2 separate regions of the Homo sapiens genome follow, and region 1 is linked to region 2. A link is a loop called in an ENCODE intact Hi-C map of the cell type or tissue named here. Cell type or tissue: GM12878. All regions are shown on one strand. Links, peaks and the distances in the headings refer to the core of each region. The heading gives the core; the rest is flanking DNA.

Evidence for each region. A loop is a pair of places that touch in the nucleus more often than their neighbours do. Peaks named below come from ENCODE experiments on the same cell type or tissue, not always from the same donor. Only the 100,000 strongest peaks of a DNase experiment are listed, where the experiment ranks them.
Region 1: a loop joins it to region 2, with 2.0 times the contacts of the local background. A loop is called at or near these places in 8 of 110 quality-filtered maps.

Annotation. Positions count from the first base shown.
Region 1 is chr3:149,200,483-149,208,828 of GRCh38, reverse strand. CP (ceruloplasmin) reads left to right here. Exons shown (of 19, transcript NM_000096.4): 5 at 1,212-1,466; 6 at 2,490-2,661; 7 at 6,588-6,727. Among named protein-coding and RNA genes, the nearest start is that of CP, 17 kb to the left of the region's middle. In GM12878, for the core only: no CTCF peak of the experiment used is centred there; a DNase peak (open chromatin) is centred at 4,848.
Region 2 is chr3:149,263,767-149,272,112 of GRCh38, reverse strand. It overlaps the pseudogene CPHL1P. Among named protein-coding and RNA genes, the nearest start is that of TM4SF18-AS1, 17 kb to the left of the region's middle. RefSeq lists an enhancer at 1,370-2,569. In GM12878, for the core only: no CTCF peak of the experiment used is centred there; a DNase peak (open chromatin) is centred at 4,319.

The DNA.
Region 1 (8,346 bases), core at 320-8,319, 63 kb after region 2:
AGTTCAAACCACGAGTTCTGAAAGGTATTCGTTTTACATACTATGTTGCCCTCACTGGGCCCCTTAGTCTGCATCATTCGTTTCTACATTTCAGTTCACTTTACTTTTCTAGAAATGCTTTTTTTACAGTTTAGACTTTTTCTTAATTCTCAGACACAAAATAATGAGCTTAGTAAGATTATCTATTTCTCATAATTTGCATGAGAAACAGAGTCCCTTAACAACAACTAGACCAATAAGTAGATATTTTCGTTTATTTGTTTGTGTTTAACTTCTTCAAAATAACCTGTACTCAGAAACCGAGAGCACAAAAATAACGATACTACCAAAGTAGAAAAATAAACTAGTTAACAAAGTACAGATTTTGTTTCCAACTTTTACTTATATCTGGGTGGAAGGTCCTCTTTCCATACTTTAATCCTGTCTCTGTTGTGTACTAACAAAAATAGTTGTTATAAAAAGATACTCAAAATTCTAGCCTGAGCAGGTTTGATTTGGTACCAGTGTTACATGTGGTGCACTCAGGATTCTTCCCAGAACTAATTTCCACTTGGGAAATTTTTAGGGCCACCCAGTTTGAACAGTGACCATAAGTTTCTTCTGAGGGTTTCAGGCCACCTTGCCTATGAACTTTTAGGTCTTTGTGGCTCTGTCCCTGCTGCCCTTCTACATTTTTTCCCTCCTTCATATCTCTTCCAATCTTAAAAATTTTGTCTTGCAATCTTTAAAAAAAAGCTATTCTTATGTACTTTTTACAAAATAAATTTATGGTAGAAAATTGGAAATTTTCTGACAAGCAAAAACATCCATACTACCAACATGATGAATAACTGATTGAATACTAATATTCAATCTTTTTTCTATTAATTCTATGTGTGTTTTGTTTATATGTATGTATATATGCACACCTCTGTATTTACACACACACACAATGTGTACAGTTTATAACAAAGACAGCAAATAGGTTTTATCTTCAGTATTGTGTTCATCTGTTAATATGGTATTGATAAGAATCCTCAGGCTGAATTCAGTTCCAAAATGAAAGAGTGCTGTGATTGATTAGCAATGTCTGACATGAGTATAGGGGGCAAGAATACCAGCATGTGTGCCAGATATTTGCCATTCCAAATTGATTCTATTTATATAGAGGTAACTCTCACTATCTCAAGCATTAATGACTCTTAGTCACAAACTCTGCTCTTGACTTACAGCTGTGAATGGATACACTTTTGGAAGTCTCCCAGGACTCTCCATGTGTGCTGAAGACAGAGTAAAATGGTACCTTTTTGGTATGGGTAATGAAGTTGATGTGCACGCAGCTTTCTTTCACGGGCAAGCACTGACTAACAAGAACTACCGTATTGACACAATCAACCTCTTTCCTGCTACCCTGTTTGATGCTTATATGGTGGCCCAGAACCCTGGAGAATGGATGCTCAGCTGTCAGAATCTAAACCATCTGAAAGGTAGGACATCTTTACCTGAAATTAGCAGTCAGCTGAAAAAGGTGGTTACTGGGAATCAGAATCTAAAAGCTAAATATCTTTGAAATAATCTGAGCTTTGAACTGGCATCTTAGTTTTATCCCTATGATGGTATATATAATAATGTAATAAAAAAAGACTGTAAGACAGGAATATTATAAAGTAATGAAATTTGAAAATATATTAGTTTTTGGAAAGAACAACTGGCCCTGAAAGTATAGTACTATATATACTTACTCAGCTTTGTAAAATATACCAGTGTTGTAACATCCAGAAAAATTGTATGTTGCACTGGAAAGCACCCTGTTTTTCGACTTATTTCTGTCAAGTATAATTAACTTTGTTCTTTATTTGAGCCTGGCCATCCCTTAGTTTAACTCGATAAATCCTTCCTTTATCTCTTTAACTTAGGCAATAAAAACATTCCTTGTTCTTGAAAAATATTAGTTTTTAATATTGGTCTACTGAATAAATTAAGTTTAACATAGGAGTTCAGATATTTTACTTTGACGTGCAAATATAATTGCTTTTATCAAATATGCTCTGGGCCACAGAAGGCCCAGCACAGCAGATGCACAACCATCTTGTACAAGACAGCAATAATATAAGCTCATTTGGTACCTCCTCCTTGTACCTCCTCCTCCACCCAATGCAACCCCTTAAAATATGTCAAAGCCTCTCTTCTCTGCTTATCTACAGATTTGTTCTTTTTCTCTCATTGAAAGAACTACCAAGTGAAACCCCACAGAAACTGGTACCATATTTTGAAAACATATATGCTTAATATCTCTATGCTGTATGTACATAAAAAACAAAGTATATCTGTTTTAAACTTGAGTTTTCCATCATTAATTTATTTACAGCTGTCTGCCCTAGTTTATAGTACTGTTGCTATCTGTCTATTCCTTCAATTTCTACTTGTCATCACCCGAGCAGTGTTTACAGGGCAATAGGAGAGAGAAACATTGTCTTCATTAATCAATGCCTCTTTCTGTTTCATTTCAGCCGGTTTGCAAGCCTTTTTCCAGGTCCAGGAGTGTAACAAGTCTTCATCAAAGGATAATATCCGTGGGAAGCATGTTAGACACTACTACATTGCCGCTGAGGAAATCATCTGGAACTATGCTCCCTCTGGTATAGACATCTTCACTAAAGAAAACTTAACAGCACCTGGAAGGTAATTTACAAAAAAAGAGTACTATTTCAAAATATGCTCTCCCCCGCACAAAGGAACTACAAAAGGCTAATTCAGCAATTAAAATTTTAATTGGTATCTGAAATTGAGTAACTAGACTGCTAAATATTTATTAAGGTATTTGATGTAAGAGTCTGAGCTTGAGAACTATGAGTTTTGAGTCCATGAAAAAAGATGGGTTCAAAAGTTATCAAATGCTTGACAAAGTCCTAAGAAAACACTGAATACTATTAGATAAATCAATTAATTTGCTTCCCATTTCAGAAAACGTGGCACTGTACGATTCAGCAGCATTAAGTACAGTTACACTATTGCATAGCCGTCACCACTATCCATTTCCAGAACTTTTTTTTTATCATCCCAAATGAAAACTCTGAACCCTTTAAACAATAACAACCTTCTTCCACTCTTTCTCCACCCCCTGATAAGCTCGATTCTACTTTCTGTCTCTATGAGTTTTCCTATTCTAGGCAACTCATACAAGTGGAATCATACAATATTGGTTCTTTTGTGTCTTTTATATCACTTAGCATAATGTTTTAAGATTTGTTCATGTTGTAGCATGCATCAGAATTTCATTCCTCTTTAAGGCTGAATAATGCTTCATTGTATGTATATACCATATTTTGTTTATTCATTCATCTGTTGATAAACATTTGGGTCATTTCCACCTTTTGGCTATTGTGACTAATGTTGCTATGAACAATTGTTATACAAATATCACTGTTCAAATCTCTGCTTTTAATTATTTTGCATATCCAGCTAGAAGCGATTCCGCTTCTAGCTGGATATGCAAAATAATTAATAGAAATGGTAATTCTATTTTTAATTTTTTGAGGAACCACATTACTGTTCTCCATAGCAACTGCACCATTTTACAGGCTCATCAGCAATGTACAGGGGTTTCAATTTCTTCACATTCTCATCAACACTTGTTATTTTCTGTTTTGTTTTTTTTTTTAATAATAACCATCCTAATGAGCATAAGTGATATTTCATAGTGGTTGTGATTTGCATTTTCTTAATGACTAGTAATGTTGAGGATCTTTTCATGTACTTTTTGGTCATTTGTGTATCTTCTTCAGATAAATGTCTATTTAAGTCCTTCAGCCATTTTTGAAGTGGGATTTGTGTTGTTGTTGTTGTTGACCTGTAGGAGTTCTTTATATATTCAGGATATTAATTCCTTATCAGTTATTTGCAAATATTTTCTGGCATTCTATAGGTTGTCTTTCACTTTCTTGATAGTGTCCTTTGATGTACACAAGCTACTCTTTGTACATGTCTGAATGACTTCCACAGCCTCCCAGTCATTCTTTCTGTTTGTCTTCCTTTTCTACTATCGATTTTTTACAAAGCAGTACTGTGATCTTTCAAAAATGTCAATGAGATGATGCCACTCCCCTGCTCCAAGTCTTTACTCATATATCACTTCCTCAGAGAAGCCCTGTTTGCCATCCATATTAAAAATACCCTCCTTGGAAAGGTTAAGTAATTCATCCAACATCACACAATAAATGGATAGCTAGGACTTGCTCAGCCCAGACCTGTGACTCCTGAAGCAGAGATTTAAGTCCCATGCTACACTGACACCTACATGTGATTACTCCCAACGCTGCGTCTCCAACTCAGGAGGATCTAGTGAATTTCAGATTGCATTTCAAACTTCTTAGTGACACCCCCACATGGATGAGGCTATTCAAACTCCTCTCCTCATCAAGTACTGCCTTGTTTTATAGAAACTATCTCTGAAGGCTGTCTACTTCTCTCCATCTTCTTTGCCAATACCTATGAACTCATCTCTGCCTCTCACTGAGATTAGAAAAGCAGGCTCCTGACTGGTCTCCCTACTGCAGTCTTGTATTTTCCAACACATTCTCCAAACATCTGCCAGAGGGATCCTCCTAAAATGCTAATCCTGAATGCTTAAATCTTTCAAATGCTTCTCACTGCCCTGGGATGGAAGGCTGAAACCTTAACTAGGTCCTACTGCTTATCTCCCATCTATCTAAGCCTCATTCTTCACTCCTCTGCCCTGTCTTGCATGCTATGCTTCTGCCATATTTTCTAGAACATGGCATGCTCGCTCTTTTCTCTAAGCCTGCTCATAAGCAGTTTCCTCTTTGTATACACCTGCCCTAGTCTCTGCGCTACACACACACTTCATCTTGCTAACTCTACTTCCCCTTTAGGTAGTTTTGAGTAATCACTTCCTCTGGAATGTCTTTGTGGCCTCTTCACTGCACTTTCCCCAACCTCAAAGAAATGCTCCATAATACCCTGTGCTTATTACACTGTATTATATTGATGGGTTCATGGCCTGTCTTCTCTGCCAGATGTAAGGTCCACGTGGACAAGGAAGAGTCCACCTTGCTTATGGTTAAGTCATCAACACATAGCAGGATTCCCAGCAAAGAGCAGGTGTTTGATGCATTTGTCAAGTGAAAGAAATGATGAATGAGGTGGCTTTGCGCAAGTCAAATAATTACCTTTCTGAAATTTAATTTCTTCGTTTGCAAAATAGGGAGAATAATACCAACTTTGTTGCGATGTCATGTGAGTTTCAGCTAATAAACAAAAGCTCCTGGCCAAGCGCCGTGGCTCATGCCTGTAATCCCAGCACTTTGGGAGGCCAAAGCGGGTGGATCACTTGAGGCCAGGAGTGCGAGACCAGCCTGGCCAACATACCAAAGCCCCGTCTCTATTAAAAACCAAAAAATTAGCTGAGCATGGTGGCATATGCCTGTAATCCCAGTTATTCAGGAGGCTGAGGTATGAGAATCACTTGAACCAGAGAGGCAGAGTTTGCAGTGAGCCAAGATCACACCACGGCACTCCAGCTTGGGCAAGAGAGCGAGACTCTGCTCCAAAAACAAAAAATAAATAAATAAAAGCTCCCGAGCAGCTGGCCAGTGCTAATACACAATAAAGAGTAGCCACTGGGGCCGGGCGCAGTGGCTTACGCCTGTAATCTCAGTACTTTGCAAAGCCGAGACGGGCGGATCACTGAGGTCAGGAGATCGAGACCATCCTGGCTAACACGGTGAAACCCCGTCTCTACTAAAAATACAAAAAATTAGCCGGGCGTTGTGGCGGGCGCCTGTAGTCCCAGCTACTCGGGAGGCTGAGGCAGGAGAATTGCTTGAACCTGAGAGGTGGAGGTTGCAGTGAGCTGAGATGGCACCACTGCACTCCAGCCTGGGCAACAGAGTGAGACTCCACCTGAAAAAAAAAAAAAAAAGGCCAGGCATGGTGGCTCATGCCTGTAATCCCAGCACTTTGGGAGGCCGAGGCGGGCAGATCATGAGGTCAGGAGATCGAGACCATCCTGGCTAACATGTTGAAACCCTGTCTCTACTAAAGAAATACAAAAAATTAGCCAGGCATGGTGGCAGGCGCCTGTAGTCCCAGCTACTCGGGAGGCTGAGGCAGGAGAATGGCGTGAACCCAGGAGGCAAAGCTTGCAGTGAGCTGATATGTGCCACTGCACTCCAGCCTGGGTGACAGAGCGAGACTCCATGTCAAAAAAAAAAAAAAAAAAAAAGACAAACAACAACAACAACAACAAAAAACTAGCCACTGTGTTTTTAAACATTTCACAATTTGATAAAAAGATTCTATGGTAGAATCCTTTGTCAAGGGGTTGAAGGGGCCCTTCTGAAAATTTTCTCTTCACTTGAAAAAATAAACATCCTCCATGATTCTCTACTTCTTAACTGACCATCCTTCTATGAGTGGACTGGAACTGTCTGCTTTGTTTGAGTAACTGGTACGGATTGCTATAAATCATGGATAATATTCATCTCTAAGCACTGGTCAGAATTTTTCTCTTCAATTAGCACCTTAAGTGAATACCTGCTTTCTGTTCTACTTCAACCCCAGCATTAAACACTTTTTTCCCCCTGCAGTGACTCAGCGGTGTTTTTTGAACAAGGTACCACAAGAATTGGAGGCTCTTATAAAAAGCTGGTTTATCGTGAGTACACAGATGCCTCCTTCACAAATCGAAAGGAGAGAGGCCCTGAAGAAGAGCATCTTGGCATCCTGGGTGAGTTCTTGCAGAATATATATGGCTGGTTTACTCTTCCCATGGGCTACATCAACCTCAGAAAGAATAGTAACTTCAGGACCTACTGCATGATTTCTATGTGTTAAGTAGGCGTGTGGAAGATAAAACAATAAAATGCAGCAGCTAAGTACTTTTCCAAATGTAAATTACCAATGGTAAATTTTCATCATTAAAAGCCCTGCTGACGGCCGGGAGTGGTAGCTCACCCCTGTAATCTCAGCACTTTGGGAGGCTGAGGCGGGCAGATCACTTGGGTAAGGAGTTTGAGACCAGCTTGGACAACATGGTGAAACCCCATCTTTACTAAAAATACAAAAATTAGCAGGGCGTGGTGGCACGTACCTGTAATCCCAGTTTCTTGTGCCTCGATGCTGAGGCATGAGAATCGCTTGAACCCGGGAGGCGGAGGTTGCAGTGAGTCAAGATCGTGCCACTGCACTCCAGCCTGGGAGACAGAGCGAGACTACATCTCAAAAAACAAAACAAACAAACAAACAAAAACCCATGCTGACCTGACTTCAAATGGTTATTTTTTTCTTCAAAGAGGTAAGGGGAATTGTGTGTTGTGTGTTTATGTGACTTGGTTTAAATAGATAACTAAGTTGTGAGCCTCTGCACTTAGTTAAAGATGTGTTCCCTTAGAAATAAAACCCAGGCTAGGGCCAGGCGTGGTGGCTCACGCCTGTAATCTCAGCACTTTGGGAGGCCGAGGCGGGCGGATCACGAGGTCAGGAGATCGAGACCATCCTGGCTAACACGGTGAAACCAGTCTCTACTAAAAATACAAAAAAAATTAGCCGGGCGTGGTGGCGGGTGCCTGTCCTAGTTACTCTGGAGGCTGAGGCAGGAGAATGGCGTGAACTCGGGAGGCGGAGCTTACAGTGAGCTGAGATCTTGCCACTGCACTCCAGCCTGGGTGACAGAGCGAGACTCCGTCTCAAAATCAATCAATCAATCAATCAATCAATCAATCCCAGGCTACTAATGAAACAAGCAGGATCTGTCCTAGAGCCCTCCGCAGGCTGCCCCCAGCCAGAGTCCAGAGACCTGTTCTCGCCAAGGCACGCAGGCAGAATAACAGTGGGTGAGCAAACAGAGTATGGATTCAGATTGTCCTGGTTCTTCACTTTTTTTTTTCCTAGCGGTGACTCAGAGGTATAATACTTTTTGAACAAGGTATTACAAGAATTGGAGGCCCTTATAAAAAGCTGTTTTTTTGTGAGTACACAGTGCATACATTAGCTGTGTGACCTTTGAAAGTTACTCAACTTGGCTGGGCGCGGTGGCTCATGCCTGTATTCCCAGCATTTTGGGAGGCCGAGGCAGGCAGATCACTTAGGTCAGGAGTTCGAGACTAGCCTGGTCAACATGGCGAAACCCCATCTCTACTAAAAAAAAAAAAAGTACAAAAATGAGAATGGCGTGGTGGCGAGTGCCTGTAATCCCAGCTACTGGGAGGCTGCGACAGAAGAATCACTTGAACCTGGGAGGCAGAGGTTGCAGTTAGCCAAGATCATGCCACTGCACTCCAGCCTAGGCAACAGAATGAGACTCCATCTCAAAAAAAGAAAAAGAAAAAAAGAAAATACTCACTGTCT
Region 2 (8,346 bases), core at 273-8,272:
TCCTTTACTGATAGTCAGGCCTGGCAACTTGGCGTCTCTACTTGGGTGTTTCATCCGTACCTAAATACGTCATATTCCAAAACCCGTCATTTGTTCCTGCCCTGAATCTCTCCCTTCCTTCTGTGTTCCCTGCCTTGGGGAATGGCCCCAGTATGCTCCAATTAGTCACTGGAGACAAAACCTTGGGTAACATTCTTGATACTGCCCTCTCCCTCATCACTTGCTAAATACATCAGTCAAGTCCCGCCAGCTCTACTTCGTACACATCACAAGGTCAGCTCACTTCTCTTCAGCTCCACGAACTCTAACCTAGTTCAGGCCACTGCCATCTTTTTGCTAGGATACCCACAACAGCCTCTTAGCTGCCCCACCAGTCTCTAGTGCTTCCCCTTTCAATTCATCTCCACTTGGCTTTCTGTCTGGGGGGTGAAGGTGGGAGGATGATTCTGAGTCTGTCACTCCTTTGCTTAAAATCCTTCAAGGACTGCTGATTGTTCTGACGATAAAGTCCAAATTCCTTTTATCTTAATTGCTGCCTGGAATCTTCTCTACAGGTACACCCCAGCAAACTCCTCATCCTTTAAATATCAACTGAGGTGTCACTGCCTTCAGAAAAGATTTCCATACCCAAAATTAAATTAACCAGCTCCCAAACACTGAACTCTTCCCTACTATAGAACTTTACACACTATAGTATCTTATTAATTGATGGCGTCCACCCTTGATTGTATGCCCTGCAAGGGTAGATAACTGTCTTGTTCACTTTTATAAACCCAACACTTGTCATAGTACCTAACACATTACAAATATTCAATAAATATTTGTTGAATATAAGCATAGAAGAATAAATAAATTGGTATGAACTAAAGTTATCCTTCGTTTGAGGAAACACAAATTTTTAGACTTTGAACAATCTCACGCGATAATGGTCATCAGATGCAGACACTGCAGAAAGTTACTGATTTGATGTAAAGATGAGTATGGATTCTTTAAATATGGCTTCATATAGGTAATATGCTTTTTTAAGTTTGTTGTAAACTTTACAAAAACCGACATCCCACATCGCAAACATTTACCTTTTTCACGTGCCCTAACAATTAACAAAACTGTAGATCGTAAAAGTAGTTGTATCTGTAACAATGGTTCTAATTAATGTCTACATGAAAAGTAAGAAATGTGTTTTTTGTTTCAGGGACACTGAATGGAGACACTGAAAAAGATATTGACAGGTCTTCTTTTCTGATGTTTTCTACAACTGATGAAAGCAGAAGCTGGTATAGTGATGAAAATATTCGTGCATTTACTGAATCTGGCAAGATTAATACTAGTGATCCCCGTTTTGAGGAGAGCATGAGCATGCAATGTACGATTAAAAGAACTTTCTCATACATAATATCTTATAATTCTAACTTCTATGATCGTATTCAGTCATTTCCCTTTGTTCAAGTTTATTTAGTTGAGTTTATGTTTTTCAGCGTTTCAATCAGAGTATACTGGGTTGACATGCAAATGCAAATCACTAGTAAAGCCTGCTCATTCCCTAAGTCCAATAGCAAGTAAAGTTTGGTCAATATTTGTTTTCTGAAGTCTCATACTGATTTAAAATAGACAGTAAAAACCTAAGAAAGACGTAACTTTAAGTAATAAAATATGGAATAACAAAGACATAATTGACCAAATATTTTATGAATATGTGTTTTTATCCAACATAGAATTTTTCAGAAATGATGTCATCATAATCCGTCACCCTTATCCTTGGTTTCTTCTCTCATGAACTTAGTTTCTATTTTTTTCCCCTTTTCACTGCTTCCTGCCTTTCAGGAACTTTTTCTCCTCTTGCCTTTAAACCTTTGTGTTCCCCTCACTTCTCATCATACACAATGCATATGGACTCCTTTCCCATGAAACACAAATCAGATGTTATAGATTATGTGTGAGAACAATGTTGACATTGTGAGGTTTATATTAATATGATGAGGAAATACACAGAATTTTTACCAGGTGGCACTGATCTATCATGCCTGATTGATTAATATACATTTGTTTTCAGCAATAAATGGATACATCTATGGAAATCTGCCCAATCTCACCATGTGTGCTGAAGATAGGGTCCAGTGGTATTTTGTTGGCATGGGTGGCGTGGCTGACATACACCCCGTCTACCTCCGCGGACAAACTCTGATCTCTCGGAATCACAGAAAGGACACCATTATGCTCTTCCCCTCCTCACTGGAAGATGCCTTCATGGTGGCCAAGGCCCCTGGAGTGTGGATGCTGGGATGCCAGATACATGGTAGTGATCTATTACTTTTGCGTGATACAGAGTCAGAGAACTTCCAAGGTCATAGCCCATTACAAATGCCTTACCTTACAAATGAAGAAACCGATATCCAAGAAGGTGATATGATTCCTTTTGGAAACAGTCAGTGATGGAGCCCAGGTCCCTGACAGCTTTAAATCCTTTTAAGTATATAGGATTGGGTTGCTGTTTTTACAAAAACTTTTATATTCATTGTGAGAATATAAACCCTGAGTGAGAACCCTGAGTGTCAGACAGAGCAGATATTATTACAGCTTTTTCTTTAACTGAGGAAACAAGAATCAAAATCCTATGGGAAGCAGAGCAAGAAATTATGCAGAACCCAATAATTCTAATTGATTACTCAAGTAAACCTCCTTATTTTTGTTTATTTCCCTCTCCACATTTGCCATTTAATAACAGAATGGTCAGTTATGTTGTTGTTTATCTTTTTTATTCTTGAATATGACAAAACTCTATATATGATCACGTAAATGTTCTGTGTTATTTTTCAATCAGAAAAAAACATAATTTTCATTAGAATTACAGAATTTAACTTTATTTTTTTGTGTGAGAAAAAGAAAACCACTCACGGCTATTATAACTCAAGGACTGAATTTAGTGATAAAAAGTTGTCACTTAGAAAAGATGATCATTTTCAGATTAAAATATACTCAGCTCCACCAATACCTCCTATCTACCTTATTCTCAGATCATACCCTCAAGACAGTCTTTCTACCTCAACCCTGCAGAAAGACTAGTGTCAGCCCTAGACCAAGTGAAAAAACGCCTCAAAGCCTAGTTGGCTGATGGGATCCCATCACTTTCTCCTGTGTGTCTCCTCTTTCTGTGTCCTTCTGAAGATTTTCTGCGCTTTAATTTACTCCATTTTTTTTAAGTAATTACAAGAATATATGAATAGACCTTTGTTGGAAAGAAAGGTAGGAAGGAAAGAAAGGAGGAAAAAAAGTGGGAGAAATGGAAGAAGAGAAGGAGGAAAAGAGGCAGAAAAATAGGTGGAGGAAAGCAGGCAGAAAAAGTGAAAGAAGTCTAATGCAGTATACATTAGCCTCCAGCTCAAAAGAGCTGAGAGTTAAATAATCCAGCAGTTAAATTATTGGTAGCTTCAAATTGGTTGCAATGGGAAGTGCTTACACTACAAAAAAATTAGCACATAAATCAGAGTTTGTGTTTAGTTTTGGAGAGCTGCTTTAAGGACACACCATCAGTCCAATTCCACCCCACCACCATCTTAGCCACTGTAATCAATTTGTGCAAGTATTTGAAAACCTGTTCGCTATGCACTTTCACACAACATAAACATGAACACGTAGAAATAAAAATACATAGCTATGTTTTGTGCTTTGTTTTATGTAAGTAGATCACACTGCATATAATATTCTGTTGTTTTCATCACTCATATCAAAGTCTTGAAGTCTCTTTCCATGCATTCTCTATACATTTAACTTTTTTTTTTTAACTGTTGCATAGTTTTCCATATTTTGGTTGTACTGTAATTTATTTAACCTTTTGCCTACAAACAGATGTTTAAGTTGCTACTGCCTTTTTGGTTTATTAACAATGTTATAGTTAACACCTTTTTTTTTTTTTTTTGAGATGGAGTTTCCCTCTTGTTGCCCAGGCTGGAGTGCAGTGGCGCGATCTCAGCTCACCGCAATCTCTGCCTCCCAAGTTCAAGCGATTCTCCTGCCTCAGTCTCCTGAGTAGCTGGGATTACAGGCATGCACCACCATGCCCAGATAATTTTGTATTTTTAGTAGAGACAGGGTTTCTCCATATTGGTCAGGCTGGTCTTGAACTCCCGACCTCAGGTGATCCGCCCGCCTCGGCCTCCCAGAGTGCTGGGATTACAGTCATGAGCCACCGTGCCTGACCTTATTTAATACCTTTTTATATGTCTCTTCATGTATGTGAAAATATTTCTCATGACTCTCAAGAAGTGAAACTATATAATGGCAGAGAGGTTTTTTTTTGTTTTTTTTTTTGAGTCATGCTCTGTTGCTCAGGCTGGAGTTCAGTGGTGCAGTCATGGCTCACTGCAACCTCGATCTTCTGGGCTCAAGCAGTCTTCCCACCTTAGCCTCCGGAGTAGTTGGCGTTACAGGCATACACCATCACACCCAGCTGATTTTTTTTTTTTTTTTTTTGTAGAGATGGGGTTTTGTCATGTTGCCCAGGCCGGTCTCAAACTGCTGGGCTCAAGTGAGGCCGCCTGCCTTGGCCTCCAAAAGTGCTGAGATTACACGTGTGACCCACTGCCTGCCAGGGCTTTTAATTTTAACAAATTTTGCCAAATTGTCTTCCATAAAGTCTATATTAATTTACATTCCCACCAACGGTGCTCTGAAATTAAAACACAGGACTGATCTTCTCATGCCTTGAGTTTCTTTCTTCCAGCCAACTAGTTAATTGAATAAACCAACTAACTCATTAATGACTAGTAGTAGTAATTTCATATTCATGAGGGAAGATGTTCTTGGACTCTCAAATTCTTCTCAGTATGTAGGTACCATCTTCACTTCAGAGTTGGTCCAAAGCTGGTTATTATTCTCTAATAATATATATGCCTTTAATATTCATTTTTGCATCCTGACTTTTGTACTTATTTCATACATCTTAAATTTTTCCATTGATTTCATACATCACATTTCTCAAAGAAATAGAAAGTCTCAATATTGTTGGCTAAAATTGAAAATATGTATTGACCAAGAAAATTGTCTTAATGTTTTAATAACATTCTCTATCTGTTTTTCAGAGAGTATGCAGGCATTTTTCAAAGTAAGTAATTGCCAGAAACCTTCAACAGAAGCCTTTGTTACTGGGACACATGTTATACATTACTATATTGCTGCTAAAGAAATTCTTTGGAACTATGCTCCATCTGGTATAGATTTCTTCACTAAAAAAAATTTAACAGCAGCTGGAAGGTAATGAGTCACTGGTTAAAATATTTATAGTTAAATAATTAAGATAATTGAAAAATTTCATAATCTAGTTACTTCTGAAAAAGATTTAGGCATCTAATTAAAATATACTGATAAAATAAATATAAGAAAGTAATTGGAAAATTTTGAAGCCAAGGAGCATTGCTAGACAAAATTCTTCTCTAAATGCGCTGGCCGACAATGTAAAGGAAAATATATTATTCATCTTTTTCCTAGCACAAAACTTTAAAATGGATTTACTCTATACTTATGAAACATTTAACAATATAGCAGACAATGTCATCAATAACATTTTATTAAAATTTTAAAACATTCTTTGTGTGCAACTTATACACTCCTGCTAAGATCTGAAGGCACAGTTAAATCATTGAATGTGATATCCTTAAACTATATTCTATAAATATTATGTACTCAGTAACACCTAAGACTATATTACCAATTGTTGTCTTAATAACCAAAAACTAACACTAAAATGCATTACTCTGGCATTCATTAGCATTTAAAAGTGGGCAAAAAGTTTTTCTGATAGTCCAACTGCCAAGTATATTTACCATATTGAGGACAACAGGAGATTTAATTCTTCTGGCCTACTGAGTGAAGACACATGTTAGAACAGACAAAGTCCTAAAACCACCAGAAAATAACGTTCTTTATGATACTTATTTTTCTCTAATGCACTCACAGGAATTTGAGAAAGCAAAGAATATTATGTCAAGTGACATTTTCCCGTCTTTATTTTTAATTATTTTTTAATGATACATGATATTTGTACAGATTTAGGGGGTACATATGATATTTTGATATGCGCATACAATATGTGATAACTAAATCAGAGCATTTAGGATATCCATTGCCTCAAACATCTATCATTTCTTTGTGGTGGAAACTTTTCAATTTTTTTCTTGTGGCTATTTTGAAATATACGATATAGTGTTATTAACCATAGTCACCCCACTGAGCTATTGAACCCTGGGGCATATTTCTTCTATCTAATTGTATGTTTGTACCCATTAACCAACCTCTCTTCATCATCCATTACTCCCCCACCACCACCCCCACACATTCTTCCAAGCCTCTGGTAACCATCATTCTATTTTCTACCTCCATAAAATCGACTTTTCTAGCTCCCATGTATGAGGGCATATGACATTTGTCTTTCTGCGCCTGGTTTATTTTGCTTAATATAATGCACCCCAGCATCCATGTTGCTGCAAATAACATGGTCTCAGTCTTTTTTATGGCTGAATAGCATTCCATTGTGTATATATAGTACATTTTCTTTACTATTCACTTGTTAATGCACACTTGGGTTGGATTCCATATCTTGGCTTTTGGGGATAATGCTGCAATAAACATGGAGGTGTAGTATCAAAGGTGTATCCCTTTGATACACTGGTTTCTTTTCCTTTGGATAAATACCCAGTAGTGGATTGTATGATAGTTCTAATTTTAGTTTTTTGATGAAACTCCATACTGCGTTCCATAATGGCTGTACTAATTTACATTCTCACCAACAGTGTGTAAGAGTTCCTTCTCTGCAACCTCAGCCGCTTTTGCTGCTTTTTGTATTTTTGATAATAGCCATCTTAACTGGGGTGAGATGAGATCTCATTGTGATTTTGATTTGCATTTCCCTGATGAAGAGTAATGCTGAGCATTTTTTCATATATCTGTTTGTTGGCCACTTGTGTATCTTCTGTAGAGAAATGTCTCTTCATTTGACCCTTTGCCTGCTTTTTAATGGGAATATTATTATTGTTATTATTATTATTACTGTTAAGCTGTTTGAATTCCTTGTATATTCTGGATATTCATCCTTCGTCACATGAATAGTTTGCAAATATTTTCTCTCATTCAACAGGTTTTCTTTCCACTCTGTTGATTGTTTCCTTTGCTGTGCAGAAGTATTTTAGTTTAACATAATCGAAATTGTCTATTTTTGTTTTTGTTGTCTGTGCTTTTGAGGTATTAGCTATAAAATAGTTAGATCAATGTCCTGGAGTGTTTCCCCCATGTTTTTTTCTAGTCAGTTTTTATATTTGGGTCTTACATGTAAGCATTTAATCCACTTTGAGTTGATTTTTGCATATGATGAGATATGGCCTCTAATTTCATTCCTCTGCATATGGATGTCCTGTTTTCCCAGCACCATTTATTGAAGAAGGTGTCCTTTCCCGAGTGTATATTCTATGTTCTTGTCACTTTTTTTTGTTTGGAAGGTTAGTTGGCTGTAAATATATGGACTTATTTCTTTCTGGGTTCTCTATTCTTTTTCATTGGCCTGTATGTCATTGGGTTCTCTATTCTTTTTCGTTGGCCTATATGTCATTGGCCTATAGGATTTTTTTTTCTATTTTTGTGAAGAATGTTATTGGTATTTTATAGGGTTGCCTTAAATCTGTAGATTGCTTTTGGTAGAATGGTCATTTTAACAATATTAATTTTGATCCATGAGCATGGGGTGTCTTTCCACTTTTTGTATCCTCTTCAATTTCTTTCATCAGTGTTTTGTGGCTTTCCTTGTAAACATCTTTCATCTCTTTGGTTAAATTTATTCTTAGGTTTTTTGTTTGGTTTGGTTTTTGTTTTGTAGCTATTGTGAATGGGATTGTTCTCTTGATTTCTTCTTCAGCTACTGTGTTATTGGTATATAGAAACACTACTGATTTTTGTATGTTGATTTGTATCCTGCAACTTTATTGAATTCATTTATTGTAAGAGTTATTTCGTAGTGTCTTTAAATTTTTCTATATATAAGATCATGTCATCTGCAAAAAGGAAAAATTTGACTTCCCCTTTTCTAATTTGAATGCCTTTTATTTCTTTCTCTTGCTTGACTGCTCTGGCTAGGACTTCCAATACTATGTCAAATAGGAATGGTGAAAGTGGGCATCCTTGTCTTGTTCCAGTTCTTGGAGGAAAGGCTTTCTGGTTTTCTTCACTCAGTATGTTAGCTGTGGGATTGTCATATATAGCCTTTATTATGTTAAGAGTGTAACTCCTATGCCTGATTTGTTGAGAGTTTTTGTCACAAAAGGATGTTGAACTTTATCAAACACTTTTTCTGTACCTACTGATATG